Linked DNA regions of Homo sapiens: region 1 is linked to region 2. Evidence: read pairs that join two places in POLR2A ChIA-PET (ENCODE). Cell type or tissue: OCI-LY7. All regions are shown on one strand. Links, peaks and the distances in the headings refer to the core of each region. The heading gives the core; the rest is flanking DNA.

Region 1 (8,000 bases), core at 1-8,000, 280 kb before region 2:
GAAACACAAGAAAGCAGGACTTTTACCCCTGTCCCCTAAACCCCCAACCAGTTGTGAAACATTTATCAGCACCACTGCTTCATACCTAATATTCCAACCCAAAGAGGAAGCTGGCTCTTCAGTGCCCACCGTTCCACTCATGAGAGTTGAGAGGTTAGCGCCATGATCTTTGCAAATCAGGAAGTGATTAAGACTGGGGAGGTTTGTTCTTGTTTGCCCTTAAGCAAGCAAGAGGCTGGGTAGCAGAAGTTTTAAAACCACAAGCTTTGAGGACAGACAGACTGAGTTCCAAATTGCAGCCCTATCACTATAATTAGCTGTGTGACCTAAGCAAGGATGTAACCTCTCCGAGTTTCATCTGTTGAAAGGGGATATTAATAATATCCACCTCATAGGGTTGTTGTGAAGATTAAATACTGTATGTAAACTGCAGTGCCACTATATAACAAAGACTCAATAAAGATTCGTGCAGTCAGCTGTTTGGGATAAAGAGATATCAATAGAGATATATTCATTTTATTCCAGAATGGATGGATTGTATTTGAGATACCTGAAAGAAATTGAAGCAGTGTATTTAGGACCTAAGTAGAAGCAAGGTCGTGGTAACTGGCTGAGATTTTCTGACCGGCATCTATAGATGACATTTTTTTTAAGGTTTTGAAAGATCCAACTTGGCCAAGCTCATAGTCACAAAATGTCTCTTGAAGGATCAAGGCATCTGAACACACAATTTTCTAACTCGAAGCTATGCGTGGGCGGGGAGGTGGGGGAAGAGGAACAAGAGAACAAACATGTGACAAACAAATTGTCAAAAAAGAGCAAGTGCCAGTTTCAGATGCATAGCACAGGAGCCCATGGGTGGAGCAGGTGGCAAATGAAGATATTTCTGTACCTGCTGTTGAACCGCTCCAAGCACAGTGGGATTCCGGGTCTAAAAGAGTTGCAGTTGCTGGGTGGAAATGAAAGTCAACATTTCAGGGCCGGGTGCATGGCTCATGCCTATAATCCCAGCACTTTGGAAGGCCGAGGTGGGCAGATCACTTGAGGCCAGGAGTTCGAGATTAGCCTGGCCAACATGGCGAAACCCCGTCTTTACTAAAAATACACAAATTAGCTGGGCATGGTGGCTTACGCCTGTAGTCCCAGCTACTTGGCAGGCTGCGGCATGAGAATCGCTTGAACCAGTAGGTAGAGGTTGCAGTGAACCATGATCACGCTACTGCACTCCAGCCTGGGTGACAGAGTGAGACTCTTGTCAAAAAAAAAGAAAGCAAGAAAATAAGAAAGCAAGAAAGAAGGAAAGAGAGAGAAAAAAGAAGGAAGGAAGGAAGGAAGGAAGGAAGGAAGGAAGGAAAGAAAGAAAGAAAGAAAGAAAGAAAGAAAGAAAGAAAGAAAGAAAGAGAGAGAAAGGAAGGAAGGAAGGAGAAAAGAAAGTCAACAGTCAACATTTCAGAGATCCCAAGATACCAACACTGACCGTGCCTGCTGCTCTTCCATCCTCCTCCACCCTGCGCCTTTGAGGTGGAATTGCGTCCTCTGTGAGCAGGGCTTTGTTAAGAGATCCTAATTAAGGCCAGGCACAGTGGCTCATGCCTGTAATCCCAGCACTTTGGGAGGCTGAGGTCACCTGAGGTCAGGAGTTCAAGACCAGCCTGCCCAACATGGTGAAACCCCATCTCTACAAAAATTAGCTGAGCATGATGGCAGGTGCCTGTAATCCCAACTACTTGGGAGGCTGAAGTGAGAAAATAGCTTGAACCCAGGAGGCGGGGTTGCAGTGAGCCAAGATCACACTATTGCATTCCAGCCTGGGCGACAGAGCTTTTGTCTAAAAAAAAAAAAAGAAAAAAAATCCTGATTAAGCAGAAGCCTTGATGCTAGTCCCAGAAGCATCCTGAAATTTCCAAAAGAAATTTCCCCCGCGGTTAAACTCAGAGCAACTTTTGGACCCACCAAGCTCTGTGAAAATCATTTTCTCTTCCAAAAACTGATGGGACCAAAGCTGATCCCAGTTTCAAATAATTATCAAAAAATTGGAAACGAAATATGATCAGAAAAGAAGAAAGTTGAAAAAGAAAATCCTCATCACCCAAAGACAACAACCATTAATATTTTGGTAATTATTATTCCAAATATCTTTCTATGCATACAGACAGACTCACACACACACACACACACACACACACACACTTTTTTTTTTTTTTTTGAAACTGAGTTTCACTCTGTCGCCCAGGCTGGAGTGCAGTGGCGCGATCTCGGCTCACTGCAACCTCCGCCTCCTGGGTTCAAGCGATTCTCCTGCCTCAGCCTCCCTGATAGCTGGGATTACAGGTGAATGCCACCACGCCCGGCTGATTTTCTGTATTTTTAGTAGAGACGGGGTTTCACCATGTTGGCCAGGCTTGTCTCCAACTCCTGACCTCAGGCGATCCACCCGCCTCACCCTCCCAAAGTGCTGGGATTACAGGCGTGAGCCACCGCGCCCGGCTACACACACACTTTTTTAATGGGCCTATGTTTTAGCACTCGCTTTTCTGTTTCTCAGTGTGTTGCAAACACCTCGGTGTCGATACACACCATTCGGCAACGTCCTCCTAAAGGGCCGCATAATATTGCGCGTCGTGGCGTGTGCCTTACTGGGAAGCTACTGCTGTCCAGGTGAACACCACAGCCTTCGGGGTCAGAAAGACAGCTTTCCCCAGAACAAGCACCTGAAGCTCTGGGGCCTGCCGCTCCCCGGGAGAGAAGTACGTGGAGAAGGGCAGCACGGATCCGCCGGGATCCCCGGGGGCATTAAAGGGAATCGCGTGTGTAAGGCGCGGAGCTCAGCATCCGGCTCAGAAACGCGCTCGGATCCCGCCAATGGCATTGAGGCCGCGTAGCCAAACCGGCCTTGAACTCTCCCTAATCCTGCCAAAATGGCCCGTCCTGGAGCACTGGACTGGCCGTGGGTTATTGATCATCAGCCGGTTTCTTCCCCTCCCCTGCCCTTCCCCCGTGCACGGATTTACTGATTTTTTTTTCCGGGAATTGAGTAAAACAAAACTAAGTGCAGATGAAGCAGAGGTACGGGCGAGTTTCGAGCGCGGGGACCGGCGCGCTCCCCCCCCCCCCTCCCCCCGCGGCGGGGCTGTCCCCAGGGACCTTCTCAGTGAATCCTAGGCGGCAGGGACGGGCCCGCGGCTCTGCGGGCCATTGGCTGCCGACTGCGTCACCTGCCCGCGGTGGGCTAGGAGACGGGAGGCGGGAGGCGGGAGGCGGGGACCTGGGCCCGGGCGGGGACGCCGCGGCAGGAAGGCCATGGCGGGGCCCGAGCGCTGGGGCCCCCTGCTCCTGTGCCTGCTGCAGGCCGCTCCAGGTAAGGGCGCGGGGCCGCGGGAGGGAGGGGGAAGAGGGCTCCCCGGGCCGGGCCGCGCCTACCCTCGGACCCGGAGCTCCTGGGACAGGCACGGGGTCCGCAGCCACCCGAGCCGGGTGCGAATCGGCCCTGCCTACGCGCCCCCAGTTTGCTTCTTCCCAGGACTGAACAGAACCGGGTCTTTGATATTCCTCTCCCGCAGGAAACGAATCCAGTTTCCTAATGCTTCCAGCTTCAGGAGAACTGGAGAAAAAAGACAGCGGCAGTTTGATACTGCATATTTTTTAATAAAGTGCTTTTTAATGTTTCCTAAAGAAAGCACTGATCCCTGCGTGAAAACCACACTTGACCCTAAAGTGTGGACAGCAGGGAAAGTGGGACCGATTGATGTCCCTTCCCGTTCCTGCCAGGCCTCTGGTGGGACGGAGCTCTGGTCGCCTGTGCCCTGCTTTCTAACAAGACGGCTTTCTTTTGGTGGTGGTTGTTGTTTTGTTGTTGTTTTGTTGTTGTTGTTGTTGTTGTTGTTTTCCCACCTCTACTGATGAGTAAGGTGTCAGGTACAAAATTCCTCGCCGTAGGACCCAACCACCAAACCTCACCGCCCACGACTCCAACCGAAGCAGGGAAGAGAAGGTCCAGAAATCGCCCCCAGGATATTTTCCTAGTCTTGGACTCACAGTTTAAAGAGCTGTAAAGGTCCCTGGGCATAATCCAATCATCATAAAAGCCTATATTTATTCAGCAACTTCTTTGTGCCAGGCACCGCATTATTCTGGAAGCCTCACGACCCAGCCATCCTCGGAGGTAGATATTATTTTTACTTTTCCGATGGGAAAACTGAGGCTCAGAGCAATTCAGGGAATTCCTCAAGAAGGATGGCAGAGGTGAGGCACACAGAAGAGAGAAGAGGGGCTAAAGCAAGCCTGGCTAGCTTTTGCCTCCAGGGTAGGCACGTGGGACAGGCTGTCCATCCACTGGGTCACTAGGCCAGCCAGGGATGCTCCAGCCCCCAGTGCCCACAGCAGCGTTCTCTGTGGCTGATGAGGGACCGTGTACCTGTGTGTGGAGGGAGGGTGGGGTCTTCTGTTCCCCTTTCACTGTCAAACCCAGACCTTCTTGTACTTTCACCTGATAAGTATTTAATATACACAACACTAACTATGGTGTGATGATTTAGGAGTAAGTACAGCCAGATCTAAGTTCAAATACTGGCTCCCACACAAACTGACTGTGTAGCCTCAGGCAAGTTAGTTAGCATCTGTCTCTGAGCCTAGCGCCCTTTCCATGGAAGCAGAATGAATGACACCTACCCCATAGGGTGGTCTGTCCCAAGGGTGATTGAGGTTTTACATGTAAAGAGCCAAACTAGTGCCTGGCATCCTTTGAAGGCTTCATAGAGGAAAGTTGCTCTAACTGCTGTTTTTCTCATGTGACCTAGCTCGAATCTGGGGACTGTCCTGCCCATAGGATACCTTACAAGTGGCTTGCAGACAGCCTGGTCTCCTGCTGGTCACCCGTTAGGAAGTCCAGAAGCTGGGAGTAGTAATAGCACTAGCCTCGTGGTGATACAGTCCCAGCTAGAGGACACAGGATGAGGTGGAAGCAGGCACCCACTTTTGGGTCTAGAAGGTGATGGGTAGGCAGCCGAGGCTGGGGACAGCCATCCACAGAACTGGACCCTCCCTCCCTGATGCCATTTTGCAACCCGTATGGATTTCCATCATGGCACATGGGACACTTCAGGACCCTGAATTCTCCATGGGACCATGAGCTCCTATAGGGCAGGAATGAAGTTGTGTTCTTCTTTGAAACCCCTGGCACACCGTGGTCAACAGATCTTGTTTGACTCGTAGTGGTCAATAGATGGAATAGTTGGAATCATAAAGCTCAATAGACCCCATGAGAACCTAGAAGACAAAGTACAGTCAAGAGCTCGGACTTTGGAGTTGGCTAGGCCTGGACTGAATCTGATTCTACAACTTAATAGCTGAGAGGGCCTTGGTTTTCCCATCTGTAACGATTATAATTATTATAATGAATACCTACCTCCTAGGGATGTAATGAGGATTAAAAGAGAAAGTGCAGGTAAACTGTTTAGCACAGAACCTGGCTCACAGAACACAATACACATTAGCTGCTATTATTATTATTATTATTTTATTTATTTATTTTGAGACAGAGTCTCACTCTGTCACCCAGGCTGGAGTGCAGTGGCGCAATCTCGGCTCACTGCAACCTCCACCTATCGGGTTCAAGCAATTCTCGTGTCTCAGCCTCCCAAGTAGCTGAGATGACAGGCGTGTGCCACCATGCCCAACTAATTTTTGTATTTTTAGAAGAGACGTGGTTTCACCATGTTGGCCAGGCTGGTCTCAAACTCCTGACCTCAGGTGATTTGCCTACCTCTGCCTCCCAAAATGCTGGGATCACAGGGGTGAGTTACCATGCCCGGCCTTAGCTGCTATTATTATCATCATCGTTATCATCATCATCATCACCTCGTAGATATGTCAAGGAAGATTCCCTGGAGGAAGTGACATTTGAATCAAGTATTTCAAAGACTAGATGGTGAATACCAGGCAGTCAAAGACACCTGGGTTTAAAAACATCCAGAAGAATGCAGTGGCTTGGCAACATCGAGCAGGAAGATTGCCTGATGAGCCTGTAGGGTAGCTGTTGGGGAGAGAGCAGCAAGACGGCCTGGCCAGGCCAGGCCAGGCCACGTCAGGCAGGGCCTCACAAACCTCAATAACAAATGTGGACTTTATTCTGAGGCCAAGGAAAGGGCATGAAACTGGGGAGTGGTGTAATCAGATGCGTATTTCAGAAGATGAAGATTAACAGTGAGAAGGAAAATGTGCCACAGAGGGGAATAGAGGTCAGTTAAAGGGAGTCAGGGAAAGTGTCCTCGAGACAGTGACATCAAAGGAATGTGAAAACAGCAAAGGAGTGAGCCAGGTGGATATCCAGGGGCAGAACTGTTAAGGCAGAGGGAACAGCATGAGGGAACAGCGTGTGCAAAGGCCTGGAGTTGGGAGTGTGGCTGGGGTGCTCCAGGAAGGGCAAAAAGTCCTGTGTGGATGGAGATATGGGAGCAAGGGAGGAGTGGTGGGTCAGATTGGGTAGGGCCTTGGTGGTGATTGTAAAGACTCTGGAGTTTAGACCAGGCACAGTGGCTCAGGCCTGTAATCCCAGCACTTTGAGAGGCCAAGGTGGGCGGATCACCTGAGGTCAGGAGTTCGAGACCAGCCTAGCCAACATGGTGAAACCTCGTCTCAACTAAAAATACAAAAATTAGCCAGGTGTGGTGGCACATGCCTGTAATCCCAGCTACTCTGGAGGCTGAGGCAGGAGAATCGCTTGAACCCGGGAGGTGGAGGTTGCAGTGAGCTGAGATTGTGCCACTGTACTCCAGCCTGGGTGGCAGCATAAGACTCTGCCTCAAAATAAAATAAAAATAATAAAGACTTTTGAGTTTACCTGGAGTGAGATGGAAGCCTTTAGAGGGCTTAAGCAGAAGATGAACATGATCTGATTTTCATTTTTAATCCTTCCTGCTATGTGGAGAATGGACTGAAGGCAAGGTGTTTTGTATATTTGTCTGTTTCGTAGAGACAGGGTCTTGCTCTGTTGGCCAGACTGAAGTGCAGTGGCACAATCACGGCAGCCTTGAACTCCTGGGCTCAGGCGAAACTCCCACCTCAGCCTCCTTACTCTCACCATTGTGCCCTGCTAATTTTTTAAAAAATTTATTTTGTAGAGATGTGGTCTCACTATGTTGCCTAGGCAAGTCTTAAATTCCTGGTCTCAAATGATTCTCCTGCCTCGATGTCCCAAAGTGCTGGGATTACAGGTGTCAGCTGCCATGCCCGACCTGTATTTTTTTTTTTAATGGGGAAAAAGCCTTTTAATAGTATGAGGTGTTTTCTGGTGTTTCTACCATAAAGCTCTTCTGTAAATCAAAATGAGAATGTAATTATTGATAGAGCAATGACCTTAGACTACAGTGCAGACTTTTCATCTTACATTTGGGCTCATGAATTTTAGTATAACTGATTATGACAGTGTTTTTTACATAGTTATGATCTAGAGCAGAACTGAAAACAAAATAACACATACTCTACATCAATATATTCGTTCAGTAATATCTGGGCTTGGATGAACCTGCAGAAGTAGGTAAAGCTGTCAGATATTTTCTTAAACCAACAGAAAAGAAATGTATATGACAGATGTTGTGTTTACTTATTTATTTATTTATTTATTTATTTATTTGAGATGGAGTCTCACTGTGTCACCAGGCTGGAGTACAGTGGTGTGATCTCTGCTCACTGCAACCTCCACCTCCCGGATTCAAGCGATTCTCCTGCCTCAGCCTCCTGAGTAGCTGGGATTACAGGCGTGCACCACCACGCCTGGCTAATTTTTGTGTTTTTAGTAGAGACAGGGTTTCACCATGTTGGTCAGGCTGGTCTCGAACTCCTGACCTCGGGATCTGCCCACATCAGCCTCCCAAAGTACTGGGATTACAGGCATGAGCCACCACGCCCGGCCTGTATTTATTTTTTTACCACTATGGAGTCCAATATGAAATTCTCACAACTATGCAAATACATTATTAACATGTAAGCACACCTAGGTATAA
Region 2 (12,112 bases), core at 2,011-10,010:
CAAATTAAAGGCCCTTCCCAGCAATGGCTTTGCGCTGAAGGAGCCAGGACTAGGTCCAGACCAGGGTTCGCAAGTTAGCATCTTGAGCTGGATAATTCCTTGCTGTAGGGCTGTCCTGTGCATTGCAGAATGGTTAGCAGCATTCCTGGCCTCTCCCTAGCAGATGTCAGTAGAATTCCTCCACCAGGTTGTGACAACCAAAAATGTCTCCAGATATTGCCAAGTGTCCCCTCTGGGTGGTGTTGCCAGATAAGACAGAGAATGCCTGGTTACATTCTTTTTTTTCTTTTTCTTTTTTCTTTTTTTTTTTTTTTTGAGACAGAGTCTCACTCTGGAGCCCAAGCTGGAGTGCAGTAAGGCGATCTCGGCTCCCTGCAACCTCCGCCTCTGTGGCTCAAGCATTTCTCATGCCTCAGCCTCCTGAGTAGCTGGGACTACAACTACGCACCACCACACCCAGCTAATTTTTTGTATTTTAGTAGAGATGAGGTTTCACCATGTTGCCCAGGGTGGTCTTGAACTCTTGATCTCAGGCAGTCCATCTGCCTCTGCCTCCCAAAGTGCTGGGATAACAGGCGTGAGCCACCACGCTAGGCTGAGCATTCTAATCGCACATAAGCAACAAGTAATTTTTAGTGCCTGAATGTCTCAACTATTGTTGCATTACCTCACATACTTATTTTTGTGGTGAGAACACTTAAAATCTACTCTCCATCATCTTCAAGAATATAATTCATTGGGCCAGGTGGGGTGGCTCATGCCTGTAACATTTTTTACTTGAAGAATCTTGCAACTCTACCTCAGGGGCAAAATCTTTCTTCATTGGCCCAGATCAGGGTCTGGGGTGTGGGGAGCAGTTAGTGAGAGGATCTGATGAGATAATCATAGGCCATGAGTTTACAAGGGCAAAAACTTTGCCATAATCATCTCTGTATCCTTAGAATATAATGGCGTCTCATTAAATATTTTATCTGAGAGTGGGTGTGAGGACACTTGGAACTATATCAGATACCATACCTGAGTACATCCAGCCCAGGACTGGACATTAGGGACATACTCCCTAATAAATATAAACTGAAGATAATGTTTAGTTTGACTCACATAGCATTTTTTAAAGGTGTGACTTTGGGCTTTACATTCTAAAATTGGCAACTGGCTGAGCATGGTGGCTCATGCCTGTAATCCCAACACTTTTGGAGACTGAGGCGGGAGGATTTGCTTGAGCCCAGGAGTTCAAAACCAAGCTAGGCAACATAGTGAGACCCCCATCTATACAAAAAAATTAAAAAAAAAAAATAGCCAGGTGTGGTGGCACATGCCTGTTCTGCCGGCTACCTGGAAGGCTGAGATGGGAGGATCACTGGAACCCAGGAATTTGAGGCTGCAGTGAACTATGATCGTGCCGCTGTACTCCAGCCTGGGCAACAGAGCGAGACCCTGCCTCAAAAAATTAAAATAAAATAAAATAAAGTAAAATAAAATAAACAGGAAGTGGCTGGGCGTGGTGACTCACCCTGTAATCCTAGCACTTTAGGAGGCCAAGGTGGGTGGATCACTTGAGGTCAGGAGTTCAAGACCAGCATGGTCAACATGGCAAAACCCTGTCTCTACTAAAACTACAAATTAGCTGGAGGTGGTTGTGTGCACCTGTAGTCCCAGCTACTCAGGAGGCTGAGGCAGGAGAGTTGCTTGAACCCAGGAGGCAGAGGTTGCAGTGAACCGAGATTGCGCCATTGCACTCCAGCCTGGGCAATAGAGCGAGACTTGGTCTCAAAACAAAAACAAACAAACAAAAAACAAAACACACACACACACACACACACAGGAAGCTATCACATAAGTCAAGATTTCTGGTATCTCTTGAAAAATACAGCACAACTTCCAAATGCTTGGAATATCTGACAATTTGCCTATACTCCCAAGCAGAAAAGCTTGGCTGGAACTAAGAGGTACCTGCCCCTCTCTACTGGCCCAGATCAGGGTCTGGGGTGTGGGGCAGATACCTCTCAGCTGGGCCAGTAGAGAGGGTCAGGTACCTCTCAGCTCCAGCCAAGCTTTTCCACTTGGGTCCTGTGTTCCCCCTATTACCCACAGTCCCTACCACTCCCTATTGCCCCACACCAGGATCCATCACCCATTATGTTAATCTGCCTGTAGGCATTTGCATTTCAAAGCTCTGGCCTAGTGGTGAAGAGGCATTGGAATGGCATGTCCTTTTAGGTGATCTACTGTAATGTTGGTGCATTATCCCCATTTTACAGATAAAGAAACTTGCCTTTGGGGAAGTTAAGTGAATCAACATTTTAACGAGGCTGTATTAGAACCCAAGTCCCTTGACTCCAGGGTCTAGGCCCATGCCCCACCCTGGCCAGAGTTCGTTGTAAGAGATAACTCAACCGCAGGGGCAAGAGCATTGTGGCACCAGGGACCTGGAGGGGAAGTGGTAACAGGCACGGAAGGCCAGACCTCCTCACACTCACTCATCTGTGAGAAAGTACAAAAGCAAGAGAAAGCTGGCTTGGGGTGGCACTCAACAGGTGCTCTGAGTGGCACCCACGGCCAGGTCCTGGGAGAGGACAGAAAACAACTGGGACTCCTCAGCCCCCGGCAGCTCCCAGTGCCCAGCCACCCACAACACAACCGTGAGTAGCTTTTTTTGTTGTTTATTTTAGGCTTCTTCCTCATTCCCCAACACCTGTATTCTTTTTTGTTTGTTTGTTTGTTTTTGAGACGGAGTTTTGCTCTGTTGACCAGGCTAAAGTACAGTGGCACAATCTCGGCTCAGTGCAGCCTCACAGGTTCAAGCGATTCTCCTGCCTCAGCCTCCCGTGTAGTTGGGATTACAGGTGTGCACTACTGCGTCTGGCTAATTTTTGTATTTTTAGTAGAGACAGGGTTTCACCATGTTGGCCAGGCTGGTCTCGAACTCCCGACTTCAGGTGATCTGCCCACCTTGGCCTCCCAAAGTGCTGGGATTACAGGCATGAGCCACTGCACCTGGCCAAAACCTGTATTCTTACCTTATCCCTTCCCTCCAGGGACACAAGAAGCCAGGTGGGCCTGTCTGGGGCAGGGGATAGATGTCATTTCAGGACACCTGGGGTTGTGGAGGACCAGTCGCAGGAAAGTTCAGGGCTGGCATCCCCCTCCTAGGACCAAGAATCAGGACTTTGGCTTTCATTTCATTACAGAGACAAGAATCACACACACAGAGATGGCCTTACTGTGTGCCAGGCGCTGCCCTAAGAGCCTTTAGTGGTTGGATTTATTTAATCCTCACAACAGCCGTATGCAGTAGGAGCTATCACTGTTGTCCACTTGATAGGTGGGGGCTAGGTGACCCACCTGAAATCATGCGGGCATTGAATGAGAGCATTGGCTTGAGCCTAGGCACTCCGGCTTCGCGGCCCACCCTTCAGCCACCAGGCTATCCTGCCTTACGAGGTGTGGACTGCAACAGTAGATGGGGGCCAGGAAATGACAGGGGCTGGCAGAGGCCTTTGAGATGACCAGGTGAGTCCTGCGCTCTCATTTTATAGATGGGGAGACCACAAGGTAGTGTTAGGGGCACACTGGACTCAGGAGGCCAGGGGTCTGCTTTGGTGTAAGTTCCACTCAGCGGAGGGAAGAGCAGTATTTTCCAGTGTGCCCTGGGGTCAGCGTCCAGGTCTGAATCCCAGCTCTGCCACTGGTAGCTCGATGGCCTAATGCAAATCACTCCATTTCTTTCCTGCTCAGCTTCCTCTTCTGAGAAACATGGGCCTGAGAAGGTCACTCACAGGCTTGTTGCGAGTCAACTGTCTGATGCGGGCACAGGGCGGGCAGCAGCACAGGGCTCGGGAATGGCTGTGGTGGAGAGTTTGATCTTCACCCCATCTGCTCTTGCTGTGGATCTGAGATGAGGATAAAATGAGGCCTGGCTGCTTTTCCCTGGAATGAGTGGCAAGTAGACACGTTGGCAGCATGAAAACCAGGATGGAGGCTGGGGAGAAGTTCAGGGAGAGCTCAGGAGGTGGAGTCCCAATAATCCTGGCCCCAGCTCTGTAACCACCTTGTGGCTTACCAGAGTGACCCCCTAACCTGCGCTGGGCAGGTGAAGCATATCCTTTACCCTTTGGCCGGCTAAGGCCAGGATAAGGCAGTGAAGACGGGAAAATGGCAGCCTGGCTCAGCCAAGCAGAGCCCTCCAGCGCCAGCCCCCTCTCTTCCCACCTCATTTTACAGTACCAGTCACTCTTACTGCACACCCTCGGGTGTGCATAAATTGATCTTTTCTTTATTCAGTTGAAGTCACATTCAATAGGACCCTGAGCCTCATCCTACTGGGCTAGGAGGAAATTTAATCTCCAAGTGCACTGAGCTTCCCTCACTCCCATCCCCACCCATGCACATTGACCCAGAGGACACACAGAACATAAGCGTGAGGGAGGCTCCTGGGTCCTCCTACGATGGATGCCCATTGCCCAAATGGACTTGATTGTCTGAAGTCCAGCCTTGCCCACTTCCCTGGCATGCCTGGAGTCCAGATTCTTTGTAAGACCTGAAACCACTGTGTCTCATTTTGACATCCAGGATATATCACCCAGTGACTTCCCCCAGAGGTCCTGCCATCTTCCCAGAAAGCAAATTCTAGGTGCCCAAGACCTCGGTCCCCTCCCAGCCAAGGACAATCTCTCCTCTCCCCTTGGCTGTGGATGGCAGATGGACACTCTTCTCTCCCCACCCCCCACCCACGTGACCTAACCTTCTCACTGCGCTCAGGTTCTCAGGAAAGGACAGGAAGAAGGGTTGTCTTCAAATAGCTTCTGCTTCCTACTCTCACCCCTGAAAAAAGTCCCCGAGCCACGAGACACAAAGGGCACTCTGAAAAGAGACAGGCAGCCCTATCTTACAGATGAGAAAAACCAAGACTCAGCAGCAGTGTTGACTTGCTCAGTGTCACACAGCCAAGGAATAGCGGAGCCAGTGTGAGCAGAGAGTCCTGCGCTGTGGGTTCAGAGCTTGTGCTATCAATCACATGGAATCACATGGAAACCCAAGTCTCCCTCATCAATTACTCAGGCAACCTGGGGCAAGTTACATCACCTTTCTGAACCTCAGTTTCTTCAACTCTAAAAATGACGCTATCATAGCATTCCCAACCTGCCTCAAAGGGGCTCTTGTTTTTTGTTTTTTGTTTTTTTGTTTTGTTTTCTTTTCTTTTCTTTCTTTTTTTTTTTTTTTTTTTTTTTTTGAGACAGCGTTTTGCTCTTGTTGCCCAGGCTGGAGTATAATGGCGTAATCTCAGCTCATTGCAACCTCTGCCTCCTGGGTTCAAGCGATTCTCCTGCCTCAGCCTCCCAAGTAGCTGGGATGACAGGCATGCACCACCACGCCCGGCTAATTTTGTATTTTTAGTAGGGATGGGGTTTCTGCATGTTGGCCAGGCTGGTCTCGAGCTCCCGATCTCAGGTGATCCGCTCTTGTTTTTTTCTTAAGCGAAGATTGATGAAGCATTTACTACACATTTGAGCTCTGTGACCGTTCCTCATTAAGTCCTCACCACAGCCTAGGAGGGGGCTGCTATCACTAACCACATTTGCAAGGTGAGAAACTGAAGCTCACACAAGCTTAAGACTTATCCAAGGGGCCGGGCATGGTGGCTCATACCTGTAAGCTTGGCACTTTGGGAGGCCCAGGCAGGAGGATAGCTTGAGCTCAGCACTTCAAGACCAGTCTAGGAAACATAGTGAGACCCTATCTCTACAAAAAAAAAAAAAAAAAAATTAAAAATTAGCCAGGCATGGTGGCACATGCCTGTGGTCCCAGCTACTCAGGGGGCTGAGGTGGAAGGATTGTTTAAGCCTGGGAGATTGAGGCTGCAGTGAGCTATTATTGCCTGGGTAACTGAGCAAGATACTGTTTCAAAAAAAAAAAAAAGAAGGAGAGAGACTTGTCCACAGTCCCATAACTGGTGGTAATGGCAAAGCTGAGACTCAAGTCCAGGTCAATCTGGATCCAGAACCAAGCCATATTGTGGTGGGAATCAAAATAGGAGAACGGGAGTGGAAATGCCTCTAGGTATGGAGATGCAGGGCAGGCTCGGGGACTCATGATCAGGGTTGTCTTTACTGTGTCGCTCGCCAGGCTGCGTTTCAGATGCCATCACATGGACAACCCGAGAACCTGCGCTGGGGAGGAAATTGGAGGGATATCATATGAATATGGCCGGCTTCTCTCCTCCCACCCCAAACTGAGCAGTCCAATCCAGTCTTGTGAGGTGTCTACTCTGTGCCAAGACCCTGAGGCTCTAGCCCTTGGCCCAGGTGACTTCCTGTTTCCATGATGATCTCTGACAGACCTTCCCTGACTGTGCTTAGGCATTATCTTATGTAATCCTCACCTCGGTCCTGTAAAGGCAATTCTCTTTCTCTCCCCAAGCTATAAATGAGGACACTGAAGTCTCGGGAGAGGGCAGAGTGGGAACCCACGCACAGCCAAGGCTCTCGGTCCCCAGCTATGCTGCAGGGACCACCAGAAGAGTAAGATCAGGTCTCAGCCTTCTTCCAGCAGAACCCAGAACAGTGTAAAACTGTTCTCTTTTCCCTCCATCTCCTGGGGAGAGAAAGGATGTACTCAGTCCTCACGCCATGCAGCAAAGACCTCAAATGCCAAGGAGAGAAAATGACAGACAAGGCCAGATTAATGGGGGAGGAACTGCATAGTGGAGTTAGGGCCAAGCAGGGAGGGAAGGATTCCCCAGCAGGCGAGGGAGTGAAGGCTGCTGGGGCCCCATCCAGTCGGGGAGGATGTGGGTGAGCCCATGAGCAGAGGGGACTTCGTGGTTCGGTGTCCGGTGAGCTTCACGGCTTCTCCTCCCCTCCCCCACCTGCTTCCACTGCCCAGAGAGGAGGTCTCTGATCTCCTGCTCATACAGTGAGTCAAAGGCAGCTTTTCCCACTCCCTCACCCCCACCACCCCACCTGTCTCTCAGAGGCTCCCTTGCCTCCCTAGAGGTTGAGGCAACCCCTAAGTTCCTCTTTGAGAGCCACAGCTGCGTTCACAGTGTTGCCTCAGCCCAAATTCATTGAGTTCGTCCTCTGTGTCTCTCCCTGGGTCTGTTTGGGTCCTGGAAAATCTGATGGAGCTGGAAGCTGGGGAATAGAGCCCACTGAGAGCAAGGAAGGAGCCAGAGGGTGCTTCACTGACCTTCTGTAGCCCTCCCTCCCTTCCAATGGGCCCATTTGACAGATGAAGCCACTAAGGCTGAGACACAACAGGCAGAGACAGGAGTCAAACCCAAGTCTGTCTTCCCACTACTTTCTACCAGCTTTTCCCACTAGGGAGGGAGATGTTCCAGAAGGTTCACATCATTAGAAGGTCTTGATGCCTGTTTCCATTTTTTTAAAAATTAGTGAATAATTATTGTAATAGTTAAAAGATTTTTTCTCAATGTGAGATCTTCCTAGGATAAGTGGAAGAATCAAATCTGGCAGGTATAGCCAGGCATCGCTTGAGCCCAGGAATTCAAGGCTGCAGTGAGCCGAGATTGTGCTACTGCACTCTAGCCTGGGTGACAGAGCAAGATCCCTATCTCAAAAATAAAATAAATATTTAAAAAGCGATAGTTGGCCAGGCACGGTGGCTCATGCCTGTAATCCCAGCACTTTGGGAGGCCCAGGTGGGCAGATCATGAGGTCAGGATATCGAGACCATGCTGGCCAACATGGTGAAACCCCGTCTCTACTAAAAATACAAAAATTAGCCGGGCATAGTGGCATGTGCCTGTAATCCCAGCTACTCAGGAGGCTGAGGCAGGAGAATTGCTTGAACCAGAGAGCCGGAGGTTGCAGTGAGCCAAGATCACGCCACTGCAGCCTGGTAACAGAGGGAGACTCCATCTCAAAAAAAAAAAAAAAAAAAAAAAGCAGTAGTTAGTGGTGATAGAACAAACTAGCTCATGACTCACAACCAGGCAATTAATCATTCAGCTACAGCTTTGGCTGATATATGGCTTTACATCGTTTTTGCTCTTAATCTGATATCATTTAATTTATACCCTTACTGAGCCAATGATTAAAGACAGCATAAGAAACTGATATCAAAAATACAAGGAAGCTGGGTACGGTAGCTCACGCCTGTAATCTCAGAACTTTGGGAGGCTGAGGTGGGTGGATCACTTGAGGCCAGGAGTTTGAGACCAGCCTGGCCAACATGGTGAAACCTCATCTCTACTTAAAAAATACAAAAATTAGCCAGGTGTGGTGGCACACGCCTGTAATCCCAGCTACTTGGGAGTCTGAGGCTGGAGAACTGCTTGAACCCGGGCGGCAGAGGTTGCAGTGAGCCGAGATCACGCCACTGCACTTCAGCCCGGGCAACAAAGCAAGACTCCACCTCAAAAAAAAGAAAAGAAAATACAAGGAAATGATGGTGTTAACTCCTCTGCAGATTTGCTTCAAGATTCTTCTTTTTTCTCTTGTTTTTTTTTTTTTTTTTTGAGACAAGGTCTCCCTCTGTCACCAGGCTGGAGCATAGTGGCGCGATCTCGGCTCACTGCAACCTCCACGTCCCAACCTCCACCTCCCAGGTTCAAGCGATTATCCTGCCTCAGCCTCCCATGTAGCTGGGATTACAGGTGCATGCCACACGCCCGGCTAATTTTTTTGTATTTTTAGTAGAGATAGGGTTTCACCATGTTGGCCAGGCTGGTCCCGAATTCCTGACCTCAGGTGATCCGCCCACCTTGCTCTCCTAAAGTGCTGGGATTACAGGAGTGTGCCACCATGCCCGGCCTGCTTCAAGATTCATAAATTACATTTATCTGATCAACTTTCTTATATGGCATATTAGAGAAATCCTACTACTTCACAACATTTCAAAGGTTGGTAAGAAGAGAGAAAGATGTATTCTGTCTTTTCCTGTACTGGGTATAAAAGAGATCTACACCTGCAAGGCATATACAGAGAGGCATGCAAATAGGGGCCTGAGACATATTTTTTCTTTTTTTTTTTTTTGACACAGAGTCTCACTTTGTCACCCAGGCTGGAGTGCAGTGGTGCAATCATGGCTCACTGCAGCCTTGACCTCCTAGATTCAAGTCATCCTCTCATCTGAGTCTGTCAAGTAGCTGAGACTACAGGCACATGCCACCACTCCCAGCTAAATGAAACCTATTTTATCTTATCATATAGCAAACATAAAATTACTTTTAAGAAGTATGAATTGGCCGGGTGCGGTGGCTCACGCCTGTAATCCCAGCACTTTGGGAAGTGCTGAAGCTCAAGGTGGATCACTTGAGCTCAGGAGTTCAAGACCAACGTGGGCAACGTGGCAAAACTCCATCTCTAAAAAAAAAAAAAGAAAGAAAAAAAAGAAAGATAGGAAAACAAAAAAAAAAAGTTAGAGAAAAATTTTAAACAATACACTTATTGTAAATAGTACATTTTATTTAAAATCACTTCCTTTTTCATGGGCCATAGAAAATTATGAAATGGCTCGAGTAGTTTCCACTGGGGTTTGTAAAATTAAGTTTTCTATGTCCCATACATACTGTTTAATCCTCACAACAGTCCTGAGTGGAGGTATTTTCATTATTCCCATTTTACAGACAAGGACAGTGGGGCTCAAGGAGACGACGTAATTTGCACGAGAGAACACAGCTTTAATAAGGGGCAGGAGGTGGGTACAGTGGTGTGGGCCTGGAGTCCCACTGCTAGAGAGTCTGAGGGGGGAAGACAGCTTAAGCCTAGTTCTCCAAAAAACATCAGAGTGGGAGCAGAATCAGAATCACAACTATGACTCAGGCTGCCTCTGTCTACCTATTTCCTCCTTATTCTCAGTTGGTTCCGAGGGTAAGTTCAGGACCAACTGAGAATCTGTGTTCAGAACCAACTGAGAATCTCTTTTACACAGAACAGGAACAGGAACTAGAAATCCAGGCCACCTTGCAAGTTTGGCTCCCGAGGCCTGAGATTGGCTTGATAGAGTGTCCCGTGATCCCGCTAGATCCCAAATCCCAGGCCAGAGATTGCAACATGTGTTCTTTGTTATGGTCCCAGGGACCAAAAGCCAACAGATGCACAAATGCACCTTAATTAATTCTATTAGAGAGAGGTAGAAGGAACTTACAGGAGGATCAGCTCCCCAGATGTCTGGCCTATCCCTGGCTGTTCCTCGTCTCTCCGTGGCCTGAGTCCTCATGCCAGGTTTAATTCATCCATCAGCCTCTGCCCAGCTTGTCCCTTTGTCCCCTCCAGCCCCTTTGCCACCACTCACAGATCTTATCAGCCCCATGAGTCAAGCCTCTCTGCTGATGCTGGTTTCCCCAACTACAGAACAGGAGTGATACTAGTCCCCCATCATGGATTTGTTGTGTAGAATATATAAATTAATATATAAATATATATAATATATAAAGTGCAAAGATGGCTGGGCGCGGTGGCTCATGCCTGTAATCCCAGAACTTTGGGAGGCCAAGGCAGGTGGATCACCTGAGGTCAGGAGTTTGAGACAAGCCTGGCCAACATGGTGAAACCCCATCTCTACTAAAAATACAAAAGCTAGCTGGCGTGGTGTCGGGTACCTGTAATCCCAGCTACTTGGGAAGCTGAGGCAAGAGAATCGATTGAACCCGGGAGGCGGAGGTTGCAGTGAGCCGAGATGCACTACACTCCAGCCTGGGCAACAGGGCCAGACTCATCTCAAAAAAAAAAAAAGAAAGAAAAGAAAAGAAAAGTTAAGTGCAGAGAATAGTGCCTGACACACGGTATACAGTAGGTGCAATTTCAGTATTAGTTGCTACTATTGTCATAATCACCAGAGTGTTTCAAGAGCTGAGCCTCCATGGCTCTCCACATCGCTTCACAAACTCCCCTGTTCTGGGAACCAGCCTGAATTGCAACCTCAACCCCCGACTGATGCAACCCTATAAGCAAACCAGAATCATGGCTGGGGTAGGGGCTCTACCCTTTGGGATCTGGCCAAACCAGGAAGAGGTAGAGTGGCCTGGAGGCAAACCACAGGTGATTCAGAATGTTCACCACGTGGTTAACCCTGTCTTACTCCTGCTTTAGAGAGAAGCCACCATGAAAAGTCCTCATCATCAGGGGACAGACCTCTCTGTTCCCTGGTTATAATGCCTTACTTTGTATGAAAGTTTCCTTTCCTACAGAGAGCACTTCATGGACAGAATGGGTGACTGGCCACTTCCAGGTGTGATTTTAACAATGCTCCTCCCACCCCCAGACAAATGCATACTTCCCGATGGCTGACAGATTTCACAGTAACAGGCTACCCTCAGGGTGAAAGAGATCCACACATGCTTATCAGTCATTTATGCTGTAATATCACAGAGCATCAAATAATTTTCTGTAGTAGACTTTCTTTGAAAGAGGGAGATAGGCCTTTTAGTTCTTGTTATAAAAATGAAGATTAGCTAGGTGCAGTGGCTCACACTTGTAATCCCAGCACTTGGAAGCAGCACCAGGCCGATCACCTGAGGTCAGGAGTTCGAGACCAGCCTGGCCAACATGGTGAAGCCTTGTCTCTAATAAAAATACAAAAAAATTGGCTGGGCATGGTGGCAGGCGCCTGTAATCCCAAGCTACTCGGGAGGCTGAGCCGGAAGAATCACTTGAACCCGGGAAGCAGAGGTTGTAGTGAGCCGAGATCGCACCACTGCACTCCAGCCTGGGTGACAGAGCGAGACTCCAAAAAAAAAAAAAAAAACAATGAAACGAACAAAAAAACCAGAGTTCTGAGTGACATCACCTGGATCACAAAGGAGCTCCCTAGTGGGGCAAAGCTAAGATTCCTGTCTTCAGGCAGTGTGAACTCTGGAATCTGGTAAAGCAGAAAATCGGGAGCCCAAATGCAATTTTTTAACATTTCAAAGGGCCCCCCAGAAAGATTAGAGAGAAGTCCCCGGGAGAAAGCCGCAGGAGCCAGCTGAGCAACTAGGAGGCAGGCTCCTGTGACAGTTGCAGACCTGGGCACAGGTTTGGGTTCACATCGGGCTCTGCCCTTTTGTGCAACCTCAGACAAGTCACTGCATCTTTGCGCCTCCGTCTCCTTGTCTGCAAAACAGAGATGATGATAATAGGACCACCCTTCCTGACTTACTGTGAGGATT

Evidence for each region. Peaks named below come from ENCODE experiments on the same cell type or tissue, not always from the same donor. Only the 100,000 strongest peaks of a DNase experiment are listed, where the experiment ranks them.
Region 1: POLR2A ChIA-PET joins it to region 2 with 10 read pairs; 2 of 35 experiments call an interaction of 5 or more read pairs at or near these places.

What each region holds. Positions count from the first base shown.
Region 1 is chr1:24,182,549-24,190,548 of GRCh38, reverse strand. IFNLR1 (interferon lambda receptor 1) reads left to right here and starts at 3,260. Exons shown (of 7, transcript NM_170743.4): 1 at 3,260-3,358. The coding sequence starts at 3,301. RefSeq lists a silencer at 2,998-3,487. In OCI-LY7, for the core only: no CTCF peak of the experiment used is centred there; DNase peaks (open chromatin) are centred at 188, 838, 2,858, 3,208 and 3 weaker places; H3K4me3 peaks cover 6,988 bases; H3K27ac peaks cover 6,769 bases.
Region 2 is chr1:23,903,776-23,915,887 of GRCh38, reverse strand. CNR2 (cannabinoid receptor 2) reads left to right here and starts at 2,526. Exons shown (of 2, transcript NM_001841.3): 1 at 2,526-2,642. RefSeq lists enhancers at 2,200-2,714, 3,488-3,657, 10,761-10,840 and a silencer at 5,628-5,677. In OCI-LY7, for the core only: a CTCF peak has its summit at 6,081; DNase peaks (open chromatin) are centred at 2,457, 4,827, 6,277, 6,917 and 6 weaker places; H3K4me3 peaks cover 8,000 bases; H3K27ac peaks cover 8,000 bases.